Linked DNA regions of Homo sapiens: region 1 is linked to region 2. A link is a loop called in an ENCODE intact Hi-C map of the cell type or tissue named here. Cell type or tissue: CD14-positive monocyte. All regions are shown on one strand. Links, peaks and the distances in the headings refer to the core of each region. The heading gives the core; the rest is flanking DNA. Region 1 has its middle 150 kb from the start of VRK2. Region 2 overlaps VRK2 (VRK serine/threonine kinase 2).

Region 1 (11,531 bases), core at 1,431-9,430, 210 kb after region 2:
TATAGCTTTAACTGGCAAATTGGTTCAATACTTTTTTAGAAGGGTCAGATTTCTGGTTTGTTCAAAAATTCTTGCAAGTTTTCTGTTTCACATAGTAGTTCTTCAGAGGGACTCAGCTATTTTTCCACTATGTAATGACACAATTTCTGGATTCTGTAGGTCTTCCTCTGTGTATTTTATGGGGAAAAAGCATTTGTCCAGCCTGCTTCTTTGTAGAAATAACTGAAAGGGCAATAGTATGAAACTTGTTAGTTTTTAAAAAATGGAAAGAAGGGGGGTGCTTTTAATTGTATGGGAAATTTAATTAGATTTAGGCTAATTAAATTCATTTTTTATATTAACATGTTCACAAATATTATTGCATCTCGTTAGATTTCATTCTTCTAGTCTTACTGAACAATATTCAGTAGTAGTTTCAGATTACAATAAGTTCATTATGAAGATAAGGTGGAATTAGTGTAGGAAGCTCAGCTGGTTGAAGGGGTCTGTACTTTAATTACTGCAGAGGGTGTGCATATTAATTACAACACAAGTGATATTTACTGTACCTCAGGAACATATGACAGGGTAAAGATACTGACAGCACCAGCTAATAAACTCAGTATGATAATGAGGAGAAAAGACCATAAAAATAGAAGGAAATAAAATTATTCATAAAGTATATTGATCCCAAAGTAAAGACATTAAGCTCTGATGAAGGGCAACAAAAGGGAAGCTCCTCACTTTATCAAACAAATAACCAAAGTAGAGAAATGTTAGCAGGGAGACAGATTGTCATTATACTGGTCACATGATCACACCCCAGAGAGTACACAGGAGCCATAAAATGGGAGATTTTTAATAAATCAGCAGAAAGCCATACTGTCACCTGCAGGAACTGAGGTCGCAATGGCTAAGGACAGCTCCTTAGAGTAGAGAAGTCAGATCTGCTGCAGCATAAACTGGAAGGAACCACATGCATACAAAATTGGGTTTAAGAGCCACTGTCCTCTCTGGAAAAGCAAGGGGGGAACCTAGGAATGCTGTGAGAATTACTCTCAGTAGCAACCTGGAGGCCATCACCTACTTCTCTCTGCAGTTTTAGATCACCAGCTATGATTTTGAGGTGGCCAAGGGGAGCGGTAGGGGTTGGTTGGGTAACTTTTCCCAGGAAATGCTCAATTCTGCTCTGATTCTGTCTAAATCCATATGGCTCAAAGGAAAGTTCAAATTTTGTCTGTAGTGACTAAATTTGAGGCTTGGCTTTGTTTTGTTTTTACATGGGCCTTTCAAAGGGATGGTCATTCTTTTTTTATGATTATTTCGTCAGCTACCTAACATTTATAAACAACCTCATTTTAGAAAGCAAGCAGCTGAATTACTAATTTTTATTTTACATCAAATAAAATATAGTTTACATCAAATATAGTCAGGTTTTTGATAAGTACTTGTTATTTTGGTGGCTTATTCGCCCAAATCCGCCACAGATTGTGCTCATAGTTGACTTATCATGGATAGAAAGTACAATAGTTACCAATTTAAAATAATTTTTATCTTAATGCATGGGAATAATATTGACGACTCTTGAGATAAGTTAATTTTATGAGGAAAGTATTTTTGTGGGTATAGGGATAAATAATGATGTTAATATGTATCTCATCTATGTGATAAATATTTTGTATGTGTGAACTTAAATCGATATAGTAAGTGAAAATGCAGTTCTGGTTAAAACACCTCGAAAGCATAGTAGTGAACCTAGAGCAAATGGAATAAAGGGCATACCCAGGACATTGTGGAATCTGGATCTCCATCTTGGTAGCACCATTAGAGTTGTTTGGAGACAGAACACAGAAGTGGAGATTCTTCATTTTGGTTGAAATTTATAAAATCGTGAATTGAAAGGATTAGATACTAAATTACAGCATGAAATTATGGAAAATCTCACTTTGCAACTTAGGCAAGACAAATAATAGGAAAAATTAACCAATTAACTCAGATCTGAAATGTTTTATGTTTCCTGTGGCAGAAGAGAGGATAACCCTAAACACAGTCATCCCTTGTTTTCTATTTCCCATTCTGTTCTTTTCAGGGCCTTATTCCATTTATTCCTAATATTCCAATCTTTTCATGCTAGCCTTTTTATTTTTTTGGTGGTGGGATCAAGAGGTTATTCACTCACATTAAGGTGCAACATATCCGGAAATATTTTTATTTTGAGAGCAATGCTTCAAGAAATCGCACATGTTATAGTTTGACTATCAGTGAAATAGTTATGCATAAGCAAAGGATTCAACTTAAATTACTTAAATATATGAAATAGTTATAAACATGGCCCACATAAAAGGCCAGGCATAGCCAGAACATGGAGTAAAGAGGTGATGATATGGTTCATAATTGTTATTGTTTTGTACTGGCTTATTTTCACCAATATATGTGTCATATTATGATACTAAGACACCAAAGCTGTAGGACTATATAATACCTCAAACAAGAACTTGGGGTGTCCAATAAATATTTAATGGATGAATGATGAAATGATTGAATGATTAAATGAATATACTTCAGTTGGTAGTTTCATCAATTCTTGAAAATTACCACTAGTGCTTCTGTTGTACCTAGTGAACTGGCTTCTGTTTTTAACAATGGTGTTTGGCTTTTTGTGCTGGCATTCGCTAATCACAATATCTCTGTCATCACCTGAGATGTAAATGCTGGCCAGAGTGGATTGCCGCCGTCGGGTGGCTAGGCCCTTTCTTGGTGTTTCAATGTAAAGGATATAGGTGATAATGGGATGCACCTGTGATGAAACCTGGGCCGTGAAGCTGTCTGCAGCTTGCCCTTTGAGAGTTTCAAACAGTTTTATGATCATATAAATAGCTTTAGCAGACTTTCAATTATCAAGATGTTAATATATGTATACATTTTGTCCAAAATATCCTGAAGCTTGAAACCAAAAGAATGGTTTAGGTGCACACCAATTATATGTATGTGATCCTCAGGAACAGATGGGAGATTCCAAATCTACATCCCTAATCAACTAGGATTTAGGCTAGGCTACTTACTAGAATTCAAGAATCAGAACCTTTGGAAAAATAGGGGGAAGATTTATTTTAAATGATGTTGAATCTAATTCTGATTTTCTCTTTGAGCTTTATTGGCTTCTGCTATAGGTTTACTTCTTTTCGTCAAAGTTTCTAGTTTTTATTATTATATTTCCTGGTCCCTCTCACTAAATTGTTGCCCTTGTGCCATCTCATTTGTCCTTAGTTTCTTCCTCTTCCTCCTGTACATTGCTTCAAGGATCTATAGTTCATTGTTCACCATTATTACTCATTCTCCTCCTATCAAATCTGGTTCTGATACTTATTTCAGCAAATTATGCTTTCTCTTTTTTATGTTTCTACTTTAATGGCTAAGTTTTCAACTTGACACTCTGGAACTGCTCTTTTCTAACACAGGAAGAGTTGAGTTTATTGAGAATTTGGTTTAGGGACATCTATTGATGTCTGAGAAAGGAGAGTAGTCCTTAGCTTCCCTCACTTATTTATTCTGTGAATAATGGGGAGACACAGAATGTTTGATTCAAATATCAAGTAGACATGAATTCTGATGTTCAAATGTGTTCATAGAAAGCAGGGAATTTAGGAATTAAAATACCAGTGAGACAAAATGGGTTGTATCACCTGAAGATTGGGGTAACAGCCTACATCAAGTTAAGAAAATCATTATCTTAAATTTGAAATACATGTAAGGACAGTCTCATATTGGCTGCAATTAAATGTTTAAATTTAAACAAAATAAGTGACATTTAAAACTATGTATATTATATATAAAATGTGCTTTGTAATCTCCACAATTATAGAGAGCCACAAAATCCTTATGTCTCAACTACACAGAAAATCTTGTTAATTTTCATTGCAGTAAAGCAAAACTTGTGGAAAGTCCCCAAAGCATTTGAACCTTAGTGCAGGGTTTAACTCCTCTCAGTGCTTCAAACTCTGAGTAATTTAATAGATTAAAGTTTTAGAAGGTTAAGTTTTAGTTATAAACAAATTTATGTTTTTGTATGTTGATAATTAGAAAAAAGTATTTTGTGAAAGTCTGAGGAAGCAAGATTGAATAGATAATTAAAAATCACAAAATTCTAACCAATAAGTGAGATGGATATGATTGTTCATGCCTATTCTGTTTCTTAGACTTTGTAAATTTTCATGAATCTCTTTCTTTTTTTTTCCCCCAAGATCATGTTGTCTATTTATTGCCACAAAGTAGGAGTCGTAGTCAAGGTTTCCTGTAAGTCTTAGCTGTACTGCTTCAAAGACTGTGTTAAAATAATAATTCATTGAGCAACCTCAAAGATGCTTCATATAATAGTGTTAATGAGCAATAAAGGAACAAAAAAGGGAACCTATGATGGAGAATTAGCAAATCTCTTAGAAATTGCCAAATTGACCAGCGTCACTAGGAACCACTGAGAAAAGTGAAGGTGTTGTGTTTGGTATGTGACTTTGTAATAACCAATATCAAAACAAAAAATGTTTGATTTCATTTGGAAAGGATCATTTTTCCTGTTACCTTTTCTGAAACAATCCTCACCCTCTGTTCCCTCATTCCTGTTACAATTAGTCATTACCTACTGTTGCTTGTGATTTGTTGGCAGTCTATAGCTGCAATCTGTTGCTCTGTGACAGATCGATTCGTTCAGCCCACAGACTCATTCCTGAATTCAGCCAAAATGAATATATATATATATATATATATATATATATATATATATATATAATGTATATGTATACAGCGTGTATATAGAAAAGAAAAAGTCCAAGGTACATTGTTTTAGCTAATGTGGCAAATTATTCTTCCAAAAGGATCTTCTTAAAGGACACTCTTAATGAACCCTACATGTATTTAAACATGTGTGAACAACACTAAGCAACCCCCTATGTGGAATGGGCTCAGAGTCCACATGTGTAGACTGTGGAATTTGAAGTATGTTTGTTTAGCATTATCACTTTTACAGGAGACAATTTCAATGCAATATTTTAGTTATAGAAGAGTAGTTACTGCTGAGCCTACTGAAGAGAATTTGTAGAAACCCTGTTGTTTATACCCACACACATGTAGATGTATATACACACCACTAAGTTTAAATAATCCCAGTAAGATTCATATTGCTCCGGTTTTTCAGCAAAAGAAATTATAGTTTAGTCGCAATCAATTTAACAGTCAGAGCTTTGGTGTAGCAAAATATGTGCTTCGTAGCCCTTCAAAATTTACGCAGTTTGTACATATAGATATGTGCTGTATATATTTTGAAGTGATACGTATGTTGAAATTTTTTCTTCACTTAAAACCGTGCTGCATAATTGATTGGAAGAGTTACTCTCATTACAGTCTATTTTTGCAGCAAAGCAGAGGCTATTTGAGATGCTTGTGGGTTTTTTTTTTAAATGCTTAACTTTATTGCAAGGAAAGGAAAAACTAGTCATTATATAGCAAGATGCTATTCGTTTTTGCTTTGTTCTGAACAATGCTGAATTAAGTAACATCACTTCATGACAAGATAAATAAATAAAAAAGATTTTCCCTATTAGCTTTTAGTATCACTCTTGTCTGACTCAGTAAGACCTTCTTTGGTGAAGATCTATACACACACACACATACTCATTGACATTTACAAAATATGTAGTCTCTTCAGTTTGCTATCTCATAAACCCCAGGAAGAGCTTACTTCTGAACATTTCTATATAATAGGGTCACCTCAATAGTAAGGCCTGGACCACAAGAGTTGCCAAATTAAGAAAACTGGTTGGCTCTTGGGGAAAATACTGCTGAAAAAAAAGGCAGATGTTTCACTGTACGCGATACATTGGTGATCACTCTCAGTCTGTCAGCATGCATTTTCTCAAAGTATAAACTATCCTCTGCTTTGGTTCCTGTTTTCATTTTGAGTTTTTGAAGAAGTCCCCTTGTCTGGCTCCAGGGAAACTACAAACTTTCCTCACTCTAAAAATAAGACAAGATAGTCATTCACGAGAAATTACTCTAACCACTCAAGAAATACTTATAAAGAAATTTTTTTTCAAGCACACTTTGGAAGGAGACTGTGAGTTTTATGGTCATTATACAACTTAACAAATAAATTCATGATAGCTGAAACAGAATTTAAACAATGTACAAAAGCCATAGGGGCTAGTAAATAGCACAGGCAGGATTACATTGCAAAATGCTTGCATTTTCAGTCTGATTACTCTTTCCACTAAATCTTTTTATGCAGGAAAGAAAAAGATTATTAAACATAAGTATTGTGAAAATTGAGTGAAAATGTTACTCCAAGTAACCAAAGGATATAGAAAGGGGCAGCTCTGTTATATTTTGTTTTACATTATTATTGCCTCTGTAATCATTTAAGATAATCTTTTTTTAAAATAAAGTTTTTTTACAATTATATAATTTTCAGAATTAAGATTAGAAAAATTACTTAGGTGAATACAAGAATTCATTGAAACATTACATGAGATTAAAGTCTACTTTCGACACGATTTCATTACACATGGACTCTGAAGACTTTATCAAATTATCTGGATTTTACTAGATCTGAATAAATAGCAGCAACGCGCAGAGAAACTAATTCAAACATATTCCTTTGTTCTGGTAAATTACTACATATGCCTCTAGCTCCCTTGTATCTGAGGTTCTATAAAAAAGATTTTTTTTGCCCTTCCAGTGTGTTTTATCCACCATTTAAAAACACATTTAAAATATATTGCAATTGCGTGAGAAGTGACATAAATACATTTGGTGATTAATATTTATTTGATCAACTGTGAGTGCAACAATATGACTTCTAATTTGAAACCACACAAGCTTCCTTTTCAGCAATCCTGCCTTTCAAAGCCTTTCATTTGCTACATCACAGGCTGATCTTGGAAAGAGAACCTGTCAGATGTACTTTTTCCTACTTTTTTTCCAACTTGAACTGTTGAAATGGGGGAGTAAGCATTTAGCCCTATTTCCAGGTGTACCATATTGAAACTTATAAAAAAAAAGTGTAAAGTGTGTGGGGGAATGGAGAATCTCTTGAACTGAAGGCCTGTGGGTGATTCCTGACATCTTGGCCTGTTAAAACATGTTGTAGAGTATGTATATTTGAAGGCCTGTATGTACATTATCTGCAATATACAAACACATCCACATACACGTTCTGCAAAAAAGGCAAGAATGGATGTCAAGGAAACATCTCCCAATATTAAATAAAGATCCTGTTCCTTTTTATATTATTATTCCTATTGTTTTATTTCTATCCCCTATTCTAGCGGTGTCCTTTGTGGCACTTCAGCTATGATGAGATGGGCGGGCGAGCAGCTTCCTCCAGAATTGACGCCAGCTGGTTTGGAAGACTGGCAAACCCTCAACTCTCCCTCTATCCACCACGTTAGAGATTGACTTTATTATCTGCTGTAGCTCCATGCCATGCCCAGTCTCTAAAGGCCCAGAATGCAGACATGTAACACAGCCCTATTCACCATTGCATTTATTTTGATTTAGTCATAACTTCAGGAATTGCCTTTTAACAACAACTACAAAAATGTGAGGGTCATCCACTTCTAATGCTGGAAACCCTGTGATAATCTGTTCCATGCATTCAAATGAAAATATGACTTCTTGGCAGAGAATAGCATTATAATGTAAAATCCCATATGCTGTTATACAGTATGTTGCAATCTGTTTTACGGCTGCCTCTATTCTAACGAGTGAATACTGCCAATAAAGCAATTGAAGATAACACTAATTGCTTATTTCTGTGATCCATAATTTTTATGGCTGCCTTATAGCTCTTTAGTCAAATAGATGCTTTTTGGCCTTTAAGATCTAGAACTCATGTACTGTAGCAATTGAAACTGGAAATGCACATGCTGGTCTGAGAGGCTTTTCTGTACTTGATTAATAGGATGCAGCAGAAAAATAATTGAAAGATGTGAAAGAAAATAGAAGTCTTAAATCAGCTCTAACAGGTAAACATTAGATTTGATCAATATTTAGATCACTTTAAATAAATAAATAATTATATGGCTGTGTATAAAATGAAATTAGGCTGTAAGGTCTTCTCTGGCTTTGATGCATTTGGGGGCCTGTTGAGCACAAAGGTGACAGTGGAAATCATGGTTGTGTGTGAGCACAGCTAACTGAGATGAAGATCACATCTGACCCTGGGCTTTGCCACATATTGACCATGTGACTGTGTGATCTTGAGCCAGTGATTCAACATTTTTGAGTTTAGGTTCCTCTCAGAAATGCTAGGATGACTCAATGGATGTGAAAGCACTTTGCTAACTGTAAAGTATTAGACACTCTGTTAGTGATTATCTGTGCCTGATCCCTGTTTGGGGCCATTATGACATGCTTTCTCATGGATAACCTTATAGAAACCCAAAATAATACTGTAGTTGTCCAAGAACATATGCAGTCCTTTGCTACTCAAAGTGCAGCCTGTGGACTGGTAGCATCAGCATCACCTGGGAGCGTGTTAGAAATGCACAATCCCAGGCCCCACCCTGGACCCACTAATCAGAATCTTCATTTTATCAAAATCTCCTGGTGATTAGTATGCACATGAAAGAATTGAGAAGCCCTGATCTAGTCTAACTTATTTCATACAAAAGAAAGGTGACATTCAGCAAAGTGAAGTGGTTCACAAGAGGTCACATAGTATGCTCAGAACTAAGCCACGATGACAGCCCAGGTCCTCTGACCCTAAGTCTAATCCATGATGTCTCCACCACAAAATACAGAGGATTTCATTTTATCTTGTGACAGATTTCATATTGACTATGTCGGCCCAAAAGTGGGTAATATATTTGTAGCCTAAAATAGGGTAAGTCTAAAAAGTCATAGGTTTCTGCTTGCTTTGGTCAAATAGTAAAATAAAAATCAAAGCAAATAATCAATAGGTTGTATTACTGAGCTTAAATTGTATGCAAAAAGTATCTAGAATACTCCTAGATTTCTATTTATAAAGTTCATTAGATACATTCTTAAATTTCTCAGATTGAAGGATTTAACATATATGCTCTTAAATTCAGAAAAGATGCAACTGCAATGATCACAGGGACCTAGTATTCAATTTTTATATTTGTATCCAGCATTCTAGCTATTATGATCTTTTTGGTAGAAAAAAAGAGATGATGATTATGTATAATAAATATATTTCTCCTATTCAAAGAGTAATACACAAAGCACTGTGCCCAAAGAGAGGTGCCAAAGGATCTTACAAGCAATAGCTTAAAAATGCTCACAATTCCCTGATAAGATATACACATAGGTATGCAGTTTTGAAAAATACCACTAGATTGGTTTCATTATACACACACAAACACACATCGTATATACTATGTTATTAGACACTCTTGTAATATTTCTTACATTTATTAAGAGTTGAATGGATGGAACAGGAAGGCATTATGTTAGGTTAAATAAGCCAGACACATAAAGACAAATATCACGTGTTCTCATTCATATGTGGGAGCTAAAAAAAAAAGAAAAAAAAATTGAACTCACGGAGATAGAGAATAGAACTGGTGCTTACGAGAGGGTGGGAAGAAAGCAGGGAAGCCCATATGCAGTGGGGATGGTTAATAGGTACAAAATACGTTAGATATAATGAATAAGATCTCATATTTAGTAGCACAATACGGTGACTATAGTTAACAATAATTATATAATTTAAAATTACTAAAAGGGTGAAATTGGAATGTTCCTAACACATAGAAATGGCAAATGCTTGAGGTCTGTATACCCCAATTACCTTGATACTTTGTATGCCTGTATCAAAATATCCCATGTACGCTGTGAATATATACAACTATTATGTGTTCATAATAACTAAAAATAAAAAATTTAAAAAAGAAGAAAGTCACTAAAGTCTATTTTTTTTTTAGAAAAACTTGAATACTATGAACCACATACACATTATTATCTCATTTAATCTTCACCAAAATTTGATGGGGTACTGTTATCCTCATTTTATAGATGTAATGAGGAGCCTGGGGTTGAGGGAGGTCAAGAAAAGAACTTGCCCAAGGATACATAGCCAGCAAGATAAAACAAAGAGAGAAAGTTAATGTGAGGTTTAAGTGGACCTCCCAAATCAAAGTTGTGACTTGAAAGTAAGACTTTTGAGTTCTAACTTCTTAAATCCTGGTTTAATGTGGTCTCTTTGGATGTGAACCTCTACCATGACTTCCTGCAGTCGTATTGAGGTGGTGGTGGCCTTTTCTTCCTTTTGTACTAAGCACATAGATCTGTGAAACCACTGGCGCCTCTTGTCTAAGGAGTCAAGGTCTAGAGGTGTCTGTAGCTGGGGAAGGAGCCTTCAGCTGCTCTGCTCTTCGCAGTCAGACATTGCCTCCCTGAAGATTCAGAGTCCAGGTTCTTGGTTCAACAATTCTACTTCTCTAGTTCTGAGATTGATAATGAACAAGTGCTGCAATAAAAAATGCCAACATACTTGAGAATATTCTTAATGAAATCAGTTTCACAGGCTTTTGTAGAGAAGTACTGAAGCTGGGGAGGGGAGACAGAGCTAGCCAAAATATTTCTAGGTAGAGCTGTGGGAGCTTTATATCCGAAGGTGCAGAACTGAAGAGACATGATTGAGAGATAAAGGAGCAGGAAGAGACAACCTTTACTAGTAATTGCAGAGACAGTCTAAATAAAGTAGCAATTAATAAGCCAAATGATAAAATGATTGATCTAGAGCTTTCTCTCTAGCTTTCTTTTTTTAAGGAAACACAAGCAAACTTCAAATGTTCACTCCCATTTTATATGACACATCCTGCTCCTTGCTGATAGCCTTATGTGTGGAACCTCTAAAGCTGTACCTTGCCAAATGTTAACTAACAGTGTATGCTGAAACCTCATTATGAAAGGGGTATAATAAGAAAATAAGGAATATTGCAACCAGCTGTAACCTATAACATTCTAGTAACTATCTTGTTATAAGAGATAAACCCTGATTACTAAATTCCAACACTTTGTAATACCTCAGAGGAAAAAAATAAAAGATAGCAGTTTTTCTTGCACTTGTTTTTCTTTATATTAGATTATTAGATTCTATATTATCTTAGAGTTCTAGGTTTAACTATCTGATTTTTTAAAGTACTGGAGAAAAGATCAATTTATCTCCACCCCCTAACATATTACTTGAATATATACTAGTATTTGTGATACTTCCTTACAAAGGAATTAATACTTCCCTATGCAAGTATTAATGACATTTTTTAGAGAAAAGGAAAGAGTAGTAAGTCATCTCTTGGATCTAAAACAAATGTAAACCACCTCAAAGCTTTTTTCTTAGAAGAAACCTCATGCGATGTGCACCATATCAAGATTATAGACACAGAATTATACCGCACTCTTTTTTATTTAAATCCAGGTGTAATTTGTGAAACCTTTCTGCTTCATTCTAGAAATGAAACTCTAGCATTGCCTTCATGTTGGGCTCTGATCAGTTTGGTTTTTCAGATACACCAAGGGGCTTTTATTTCATATCT
Region 2 (11,531 bases), core at 1,545-9,544:
ACGGAGTTTCGCTCCTGTTGCCCAGGTAGGAGTGGTGCAGTGGCACAGTCTCAGCTCACTGCAACCTCCGCCTCCCGGGTTCATGTGAGTCTCCTGCCGCAGCCTCCTGAGTAGCTGGGATTACAGCCGTGTGCCACCACGCCCAGCTAATTTTTGTATTTTTAGTAGAGACGGGGTTTCACCATGTTGGCCAGGCTAGTCTGGAACTCCTGACCTCATGATCTGCCTCCCTTGGCCTCCCAAAGTGCTGGGATTACAGGCGTGAGCCACTGTGCCTGGCCTAGAAATGCAATTGTCTTAAAACTCCTTCCCCAGGAATCTCATCAAATAACCAGGAAAGATTAGTCACCAAAGAAAAGACTAAAAGTCATAACCACACCCAGACAGGCTTTTATTCTTCTGAGGGCAGTTCCAAGAGATTACCTAAAAGACTTTATCTACATATTAAGACAACTTGTGTTCATAATGAAGTTCCACCCTTCAGCTTCCCACAATGTGCTGCAATGTCCCCCAGAGCTCAGAACAACTTTGTCCGAGGCCAGTAGTCTGTTGTTTGGGCTCATTCACTTCCCCTAAAAGTCATTTGCTTCTAAAATTGCATATACTTCCCCACTTCCCTCTTCCATATGAAGAGGGTATTTAAGCCTCAACCATCTGGACCTTCTTTGAGTCTCATATTTTCAGGACTCCCGTGTCCATGTACATAATAAATTTGTAGGCCTTTTTTTTTTTTCCTGTTACTATACTGTCAGCTCATTCCAGTGACCCTTCAGAGAAGCGTGGAAGAGAAGTTTTCTATCCACCCCTACAGACTACAATTAGGTCACACTGAGAGTTCTACTAAGATAACTCAGTAGAGAAAGACAGTCTAGAATTTTGCTAGAACAAAGGAGATGTGGGGGAGGGAAGGCTAGAAAATACCATCAAATAAGTAAAGGAAGGGAAGAAATGAAGTAATATCTTTTGAGGTTCTATTATCTAATAATCACTGGGCAAAGTACCTTTCTCAAATTATTTCATTAAATCTAGACAAACACATCCAGCCTGGTAGCACTGGTTTTATTTTACATATAAGAAAGCTGAGCATCCCAGCAGTTAAATAACTTGCCCAAGTCACAGAGCTTGTAAAGGATGAAAGCAGGATTCGAATCCTGGCTGATATGACTTCCAAATTCCATTCTCTTTTTTCAAAAATACAATATAGAATTAAGGGTTCTGTCAACTTCTGAAATTATGTTGAAGTCAAAAATGAGTTTGTGCAGAACTAAATCTATAGTAGGGGTCACAGTCTAGGTCCTATTTTTATACACCCTAAAGCTAAGAATAATTTTTACATTTTATAGAATTGTAAAGGGAAAGAAAAAGAGAAGAAAATGTAACAGAGAACCATATGTGACCCACAGAGCTCATAAAAGCCTAAAATATTTGCTTTCTGGCTCTTTACAGAAAAAGTTGCCAATCTATAATCTAAAATAAAACTTGTTTTGGTTCAAAGTTTTTTATATATTACCTTTTTTTTTCTGTGAAATCAAAAACAAACGGCTAATATTTTTCATTTTAATTGTAAATATGTGTAATACCCCTAGTTTTAAACAGGCCTGTCTGTGGAACTCAAGATTTATACCAGGATCAGGTAGGTGTGATTATTTGCGTTGTAGTAAGACTAGCCACAGGAATATATAAATAGTTACTCCCTATGCATTTATTTTTATATTTTTAAAATAGAGATGGGGTCTCACTTTTTTGCCTGGGCTGGTCTTGAACTCCTGGGCTCAAGCAATCCTCCTGCTTCAGCTTCCCAAAATGGTGGGTTACAGGCGTGAGCTGCCACGCCCAGACTCCTTAATGCATTTCAAATGATTGTCCTTTTATGCACTTTTTCTGAATGTAGCCATCATTTCCCTTCTCCATGAGTACGAGGGACAGCCTTACCTGCTTCCCTTCACCTTGACACAGAGATTTTTCTATTACACTGTATTGACTCTCACATGATTTTCTTGCCTTTCTTAGACATTACTTTTTTTTATAACTTTGTGAGGTAGATAGGGAAGATGGATGTCATTATCAACATTTAACAGATGAAAAATATATTCCCAAACAACGTAAGCCACTCAACACTCACTAAGGCCAGCCTGTCCAAGGGTTTTGTTATTTTAGTGAACTTCTCGACTCCTCCAATAAACAACTAATTTTAACTAACGCTTTTACAGGCTTTCCATTTTGATACTTTGTGATTGAAAATGTAGTGTTGCAGCCACTGAGGTGTAATCCCATCAAGAAAGAAGCGGCCCTTTACTTGTAAGGAATGCAATAAGTCGACATCCACTAGGGGCAGGACCACTGGGTCCTACCACAGCGTGTGCACCAAGGCCACACTCTTCCTGGGCAGTTGATCATGGAGAGGGTGTGACTATTTCTACATAGCTGGGGTCTCTCCTAATAGGCAAGCTTTGCTCTGGAGCTCCCCAATGTCGGGAGTGGGCACTGAGATTTTGTCAGATCTGCATCATGTCTGAAGCTCTCCCTCCTCAATTCTGCCTCTGGTTCCCTTTCCTTTCACAAGTGTCAGATCAACATCCCGCTCTGGAAGCCTTCCCTGTTCAATCCTGCTTCCTCCCCTTTTATCTTACATGGGCATTAGATTTCCTGCCTCCAAAAAGCCCTTGCCCTCCTAATTCTATCTCAGTATTAGCCTCCCCAAGAACCCCATTCTTGGCAAACAAGGTAAGGAAATTGAGGAGAAACAAAAAAGTACTGTATAATAATACAAAGCACAAATTTGTATCAAAACACAGTAGCATCTGTGAGGCTACATATATTTTTTAACAGATATGAATGATTCTTGTGAACATAAACATGCTGCTGCTTCATTCCATGCTTCATTCCCTTTTTGTCATATAGTTATTTTCGTAAATATGCATTTGATTTATTGTTAAGATTTTTGCATTATGGTATGTTATTGAAAAAATAGGAATATATTATGCCCTATTAAAATAAATGATTGCTTTCTGTTTTGAAGAAAAGCCTTTAAAGTTGCTACATACATGTATATACATGTTCTCCCCAATTTATGACAGAGGGGTCAATAAATCACAGCCTTGATTAAAGAATGGAATGAAGATGAAAAGCAAATTAGCCTTTGAGTATGATCATGAAAAACACAAGTTTCATATACTAAGCAGTCCGTCTAGAAAATCACCTTCATATTTCACCTGGCCAGATCACCTTCCTATTTCACTTGGCCAGATTTGTACACAGGTATGCCATATTCCCAAGTTCTACACTTAGTTAAGCCTGTACTTCCAGTCTTCTTTGCTTCCTGATGCTTGTAGGCTTTTACACCGCTTTATTTTTCCAGATGGATGGGTAAAGCTAATGATTAAAAAGAACCCTCTGATTTTGTGGGCAACAGAGTAAGACCCCATCTCCAAATATATATATATATTTACATACAGAAAGAAAGAACCCTGTGAAATCCTCTCTCTGGTGAGTTATAAGAGAATGGCCTTTATATGTAGAACCTGAAATGGTTTGGCTGTGTCTCCACCCAAAATCTCATCTTGAATTGTAATCTGAATTGTAATTCCCATGTGTTGAGGGAAGGACCCCTGGGAAGTGATTAGATCATGGGGGCGGTTCCCGCATGCTGTTCTTGTGATAGTGAGTGAATTCTCCTGAGATCTGATGGTTTTATAAGGGGCTTTTCACCCTTTCCCTCAGCACTTCTCTCTTGCCAGCATGTGAAGAAGGACATATTTGCTTCCCCTTCTGCCATGATAGCAGTTACCTGGGGCCTCCCCAGCCATGCAGAACTGTGAGTCAATTAAACCTCTTTTCTTTATAAATTACCCAGTTTTGGGTATTTTTTTTTTTTTCATAGCAGTATGGGAATGGACTACTACAGATCCTTTTAAGCACAAGGCAATTTACTGGGTTTTCACCTTGTCCACATGAATCTGCTATTTTAACAATGTACAAAGTTATTTAGCTTTTTTAAATTTATGCTTTGGCTCCACAGTTAAAGGCTGTAGGCTCCTAGGGGTTGAGGGACTGGGATAATGTCATATATACATTTTTGTATCCATAACAGCACCTACTCTAAGGCCTTCTGCACAGTTGGTTTGAATAAATTTTAATTGATTTAATTGATAATAATTAGACAAACTGAACTAAATTTTTTTAACAGATACCTGAGTGCCAAGCTTAACAGATACCTGAGTGCCAAGCATAATAAACAGGAAATATACACTTCAAAAAAGAAAAAGAAAAATGAATGCATACTTATCAAATACTTGCTGTAAGAGCATTAAGTACTTTACATAAGTCAAATCATTTAATCCTCATGACCCTAAGAAGTTATTTTAAGATCTTTTGAGAATGAGAAAAAAGGATGAGTAAGGGTAGGTGATCTATGTAAAACAAATAAATTCTAGTAACTGGCAAAGCTGAGATTTGAACCTAAATCAATCTGACCAGAAGTTCTGAGTTATTTTCCATGTGCCTCACATAGCAGAAAGGGAGATGGCATAAGCACATCTACAGGCCTAGAGGTAACATATACTCTGACAAAAGCATAAAAGTCTATGAAATTTTACAGCAAGGAAAGGCTATTTCTAACAGGGAGACTCAGAGAAAGAAGCAACATTTAAGTTGGGTACTGAATAATTTCTAAGACTTCCACAGATGGAGACAGGGAAGAAGAAACATACAAGAGGGCAACCAGAGCATGTGTCAGTGTGTGTTGAGGGCGGAGAAGTTGGTGGAAACACAACACAAGCCAGGAAAAAAAAAGAAAGAAAGAAAGAAAGGTTTGCATCAGTTTCCAGAGAGCCTTGGAAACCATGCTAAGAAGGTGGGGCACAATTTTTGTAAGCAAATAGATGTCACGGAAGGATTTTTCTGGCAAAGAATAATAATATCAGCACTGGCAGCATCATAAGGAGGAAATGGATGCAGAGAGTCCATTTAGGAGAATATAACAATACAGGCAATCAACAGGAACTCGGACTAGGACAGTGGTGAGCAGAAGGGAGACAAAGAAGAGATCCACGAGTTACTGGATAAGAGGGTTGAGAGAAAGAGAGTCAAAGACAACTCTGAAAACAGTGTAACTGGCTGAGTAAGTGATGATTCAATAAATAGAGAAAAAGAGAGTAAGAAGAGGAAGGAGAGATTTGGTAAGAAAATGACTCAATCACTTCTGTACCAAAAGCAAACTAGCTGACTGGTGACTAACACCCTAATCCAACTAGTTCCTGGTTTGTCCGTTTATGGAGGACTGAGTGACAGAGTAAAAGTTGATGGAAAGACGTAAAGGGCCTCTTTCCCAACAAGGGTAAAATCTGCTGCTTTCCTGCTTCTCACGCAACCGAGAATCCTGAGTAGCAAGCAGCCAGACTGGCTCAAATGGAAGCATTTCTCAATGCTTGATACGACGTTGATATAAGAAGTAGGAGAATGTAAGCTGAAGACAGGGAGAAAAACATTTGGAGCTGGCAGAGAAAGAAGCAGGACACTAATGTGAACAAATGTCACTGTCCACTGGGATGTGACCACACATTAAATCACATTTGTTTACTATTTTATGTCCACAATGAAGATTCACATGAGAGAATAGATGCATACACAGCTCTCAAAATGAGGTCTCTTATGAAGAACAATATTAAGTAAACTAATTTTTCCTGTTGTACAATATACCACCTTATAATTTAGACAATTTTGTACAATTAAATCTTCTTAATTAGCACACCTTGCTGTAATGAGAAATGTGTCCATTAAAGTCTCATAATGAGAGACTGATGAAAATTATACTAGGAAGAAAGTCACTATTCATGACTATTAAAAATGGCAAGCTAGACACCACTTTTTAAACTTCATAAATTGTTCCAGAAAATATCATGCGTAAAGAGAGAAGACCTTGAAACTGAATGGATTCACAAGAAACTGAAAAAGGCCAGTTACTTTGCAGTATGAACAGCATTGTAGTTAGCTGTTTTACAAAAAAAATAAAAGGTCTTCAATCAATAAAAAAGAAAAACCCACTGGGAAGAGTATATATATGTATTCAGCAACTTTAAAGCTTTTCTTTAAAACAAAAAGCCATCATTTATCTTATTTGAATAGGGAATAATATTTTCCTATCTTTCCACAAGATACCATAAGGCAAAAATCTTCACAATAAATTACATGCATACTTATGAAACCACTATATGACAAATGAAGCAGCAACATGTTTATGTTCACAAGAATCACTCATATCTGTTAAAACATGGATGTAGCCTCAAAGATGCTACTATGTTTTGATGCAAATTTGTGTTTTGTATTATCATACAGTACTTTTTTGTTTCTCCTCAATTTCCCTGCCTTGTTTGCCAATAATAAAACCCTACAAATGATACTAGTGCTTTATCACAATTCCATGTAGACAAAGTAACAGAACCTTAAAGAGGTGCTGGCTTACTTTTCAAATATGAGGTTTATTAGAATAAGCATGAAGATATAGTTTTCAAAACTATAGTTTATCTTTTATCTTTTAGTGAGCTGTAAAAAGCAGTTTCTGTTTTGATGGAAGCAACATGTGCTTATCCTTAAAAATAATCTGCTTTGTATGTTGGATCATTTTTTCCTCCTAGATCTTATAACTATCTATTCATATTTACAAACTGAAAATTTTATCCTTTCATATTTTTTGAGAGTGAAAGACTTAATGACATGCTCATGAAGTCATTATATTGGATAACCACCAGAAAAGCTGTGCCTCTATTACTGCGTCATTCCATCTACTGCCCCATTAGGACCAAGACTATGACTGCCTTAAATACTGCCATAAATTAAAGTATCAAAACAAAACCTTGATGTATATTTAGTAATATTATAAATGATAATAGCATTTTGACCTCATGATCTGCTTTTCTATTCTAACCTGGTTCTTTTAGCAAAACATCAAAGCCTGTTTGATTAAATAGGACTGTGACTTAACAGGCTTTCCAGACTTCTGGGGAAAATTCCCTCAATAGTTCATAGGCTAGCAGTTGCCTCTTTACTAAAAATACCTTCACCTATTATAGAAAATCTTTCCAATTACAGTCTATTTCCAACTTGTCCTTTTGACACAAGTTCTCAAGGATTATAAGAAAAAACCTATGATACTCTCAATTTCCAATCTAATCAAGACACACAACCTGTGTGTGTATATTAACAAAATTAAAAAAGCAATGGAAGAGGGAAATCTGGATTGCATTGGCTTAATGGTCTTCCTCTTTGTCTGATTCAAATCTGAACCTAATCAAGACTTTTCAGTATATCAGTAAGCATTATCAGAGCTTGGTATATCTGTAAACAGCAGACACTCACAAAATGTTAGCTGATATAATTTGACTGTCATTGGTATATTATAAAAAGGTTCAACATACATAGGCTGTGTCTACATAAAACACAACTAACCAGCATTGGAAGTAGCCTACTTGGTTTACACTAACTACATATTCTATTAAATTCAAAGATAGTATTTGAGGTCGCTAGCAATAGTGCTACCTGCATAGCCCCTTGGAGTTCCATGATTTTTAAGAGCCACTAAAAAAGGGCACCTGTTAATTCATTTAATTTACACAGTTCAAGGAGTAATTCAAAATTCAGAAATGCCATTTTCCCACACTAACTGAAAAAAAAAAGCCTATATGTAACAGTTTGTGAAGCAGGATGCTCAAATATTTTGGTCATAAATTGCTCTTTGGTCATGTATGCATCTGGGTTTTAGAAAACATGTTATTTTTTGTCTTTCTCATAATAGCTACTCTGACTGGCATAAGATGATATCTCAGTTGGTTTTAATTTGCATTTCTCTGATGATTAGTGATGTTGAGCATTTTTTCCATATATTTATTGGCTATTTTTATGTCTTATTTTAAACAATATCTGTTCATGTCTTTTGCCCATCTTTTAATGGGGTTATTTTTTTTTCTTGTCAAGTTCCTTATAGATTCTGGATATTAGCCCTTTGTCATATGCATTGTTTGCAAATATTTTCTTCCACTCTGCAGGTTGTCTGTTCACTTGGTTGATTGTTTCTCTTGCTGTGCAGAGGTTTTTCAGTTTAATTAAATCCCACTTGTCTATTTTTGTTGCTTAAGCTTTTCAGGTCTTAGTCTATAATTATTTACCTAGACCAATGTCCACAAGAGCTTTCCCTTGTTTTACTTCTAGTATTTTTTATAGTTTCAGCCCTTACATTTAGGTCTTTAATCCATCTTGAGTTGACTGTTGTATATGGTGAGAGATAGGGGTCCATTTTCATTATTCTGTATATGGCAATCCAATTTTCCCAGCACAATTTATTGAACAGGGTGTCCTTTCCCCAGTGTGCATTTTTGTTGACTCTATCAACAATCACTTGGGTGTAGATATGTAGCTTTATTTATTGGTTCTCTATTCTGTTCCACTGATCTATGTGTCTATTTTGATACCAGAACCATGCTGTTTTGGTTACTATAGCCTTGCAGTATAATTTGTGGTCAGGTAATGTGATGCCTCCAGCTTTGTTCTTTGGGCTTAGGGTTGCTTTGGCTATTCAGGCCCCCTTTTCAGTTCTATGTGAATTTCAGGATGGTTTTGTCTAATTCTGTGAAAAATGATGCTTGTATTTGGATAGAGATTGCACTGAATCTGCAGATTGTTTTGGGCACTGTGCTCATTTTAACAATTCTTCTGATCTATAAGCATGGAATGTTTTTCCATTTGTTTGTGTCATCTACAATTTATTTCACCACTGTTTTGTAGTTTTCCTTGTAGAGATCTTTCACTTTCTTGGTTAAATATATTCTTAGGTATTTTATTTCATTTTTTTAGTTACTGTAAATAAAATTGCCTTTTCGATTTGGTTCTTAGCTTCACTGTTATTGGTGTATAGAAATACTACTGATTTTTATACATTGATTTTATATCCTCAAACTTTGCTAAATTCATTTAACAAAATTAAGAGTTTTTTGCAGGAGTTTTTAGGGTTTTCTAAATATAAGATCATATTGTTGGCAAATAGAGATAATTCGATTTCTTCTTTTGCAATCTGGATGTATTTCATTTCTTTCTCTTGCATGAATGCTCTAGCTAGGCTATCCACTACTATGATAAATAGGAGTGGTAAAAGTGGGCATTCTTGTCTTATTCCAGTTTGTAGGGAGATTGCTTTCAACCTTCCCCCATTTAGTATGATGTTGGCATATATGGCCTTTGTTATTTTGAGGTATGTTCCTTCTACGTCTGGTTTGTAGAGGGTTTCTATCATGAAGAGATGCTGAATTTTATCACATGCTTTTTTTCTGCATGTATAATCATATGGTTTTTGTTTTTAATTCTGCTTATGTGATGAATCACATCACAAGAATACTTGCATCCCTGGAATGAAACCTATTTGATCATGGTGTATTATCTTTTTAATGCACTGTGGGATTTGGTTTGCTAGTTTTTGTTGAGGACTTTGCATCTATGGTCATCAGGGATATTGATCCAACGTTTTCTTTTTTGTTTTGTCCTTGTTTAGCTTTGGTATAAGGGTCACACTGGCTTTGTAGAATGAACTAGGGAGAATTTCCTCTTCCTTGATTTTTTGGAACAGTTTCAGTAGGATTGGTACCAGTTCTTCTTTGTACTTTTGGTAGAATTTGGCAATTAATCCATTTGGTTACTGGCTTTTTTTGTTTGTTAAGATTTTTCTATTACCGATTCTATCTCGCTACTTTCGTATTGGTCTCTTCAGGATTTCTATTTCTTCCTGGTTCAATCTTGAGAGGTTGTATGTTTCTAGGAATGTATCCATTTCCTCTAGGTTTTCTAGTTTATAAGCATATAGTTGTTCACAGAAGTCTCTGATGATCTCTTGCATTTCTGTGGTAGTAGTTGTAATGTCTCCTTTTTAATTTCTGATTATGTGTATTTGGAACTTCTCTATTCTTGGTTAGTGTAGCCAGTAGTTTATCAATTTAGTTTTTCTTTTTAAAGAACAAACTTTTCATTTTGTTGATTTTTTTATTTTAATTTTTATTTATTTATTTAATTTTTGGTCTCAATTTCACTTAGTCCTGCTCTGATCTTTGCTATTTATTTTCTTCTGCTAGCTATGGGTATGGTTTGTTCTTGTTTTTCTATTTTTTTGAGATGTGATGTTTGGTTAATTTGTGATTTCTTTTTTTGAAGTACACACTTAAAGATATAAACTTCCCTGTTAGCAGTGCTTTTTTCTGTATCCCAAAGGCTTTGGTATGTTGTGTCTCCATTTTCATTCATTTCAAAAATTTAAAAATTTTTATCTGAATTTCATCATTGATCCAAAGATCAGCGAGGAATGTGTTGTTTAATTTCCATGTATTTGTATAGTTTCAATAATTACTCATGGTATTAATTTCTAGTTTTATTCCACTGTGGTCTGACATGACACTTGATATGATTTTGATTTTTTAAAATGTATTGAGGCTAGTTTTGTGGCCTAACATACAGTCTATCTTGGAGAATGTTCCCTGTGATGATGAGTAAAATGTATATTCTGCAGCTCTTGGAATATCTGTTTCATCCTTTTGATCTAATGTTCAATTAAGTCTAGTTTCCTTGCTGATTTTCTGTCTCAATGATCTGTCTGGTGCTGTGAGTGGGGTGTTGAAGTCTCCCATTATTATTGTATTGCTATCTCTTTATTTAGGTCTCGTAATATTGTTTTATGAATCTGGCTGCTCCTGAGTTCAGGGCATGTATATTTACGACTGGTATAGCCTCTTGTTGAATTGTTTTATCATTATATAATAACCTCCTTTGTCTTTTTTTTTTTTTTTAACTGTTTTTGATTTAAAGCCTGTTTTATCTGATACAAGCATGGCTACTCCTGCTTGCTTTTGGTTTCTGCTTGGGTGGAATATCTTTTTCAATCCCTTGGCCTTCAATCTATAAGTGTCTTTACCAGCAAGGTGAGTTTCTTGTAACTAGTATATAGTTGGTTCATTTTTTAAAAAAAATCCATTCTGGCAATCTGTGTATTTTAATTGGAGTATTTAATCCATTTATATTCAAGGTTAATATTAATATGTGAGGGCTTTTTCCTCATGATGCTTTAACAGCTTTTGAGAAGGTACAATTCAACCCACAGCAGTTCCCATTGTCAGTTTCTCTATGTGAATGTGCTAAAAGAGTTTTCTGCAAGGAAATAATCATAATGGCTATATTAAATAGTAAAGATCTTTTGACACATTGGGTAGATCTTTCCCAATGGGAATTTAAGAAATCTACAAATGACTTAGTTACTATACCTGGCTATATACAGTATATCCAGCTCTACTTGGTTGGCTTGACCTGTTACTCCTGAACATTGATTAACAAATTCATTTATGCATTAATCTATTTAATTTCTCATTGTGCCCTCATCACTTATTGAATGCTTATTATGTTTCATGCTCTATAACAGCTTCTGGAAATATAAGTTGAAATAAACACAATCCCTGTTTTCCTATTTATAAGATAAGAAACATGCTCTCCTGATGTACATATATATC

What was found. A loop is a pair of places that touch in the nucleus more often than their neighbours do. Peaks named below come from ENCODE experiments on the same cell type or tissue, not always from the same donor. Only the 100,000 strongest peaks of a DNase experiment are listed, where the experiment ranks them.
Region 1: a loop joins it to region 2, with 5 times the contacts of the local background. A loop is called at or near these places in 6 of 110 quality-filtered maps.

What each region holds. Positions count from the first base shown.
Region 1 is chr2:57,887,404-57,898,934 of GRCh38, reverse strand. No RefSeq gene overlaps it. Among named protein-coding and RNA genes, the nearest start is that of VRK2, 150 kb to the left of the region's middle. RefSeq lists an enhancer at 5,974-6,023 and a silencer at 8,349-8,398. In CD14-positive monocyte, for the core only: no CTCF peak of the experiment used is centred there; DNase peaks (open chromatin) are centred at 4,384, 5,944 and 8,244; H3K27ac peaks cover 2,319 bases.
Region 2 is chr2:58,101,779-58,113,309 of GRCh38, reverse strand. All of the region lies in intron 7 of VRK2 (VRK serine/threonine kinase 2), which reads right to left. Among named protein-coding and RNA genes, the nearest start is that of VRK2, 61 kb to the right of the region's middle. RefSeq lists an enhancer at 119-703 and a silencer at 3,542-3,836. In CD14-positive monocyte, for the core only: no CTCF peak of the experiment used is centred there; a DNase peak (open chromatin) is centred at 5,279; H3K4me3 peaks cover 1,041 bases; H3K27ac peaks cover 2,816 bases.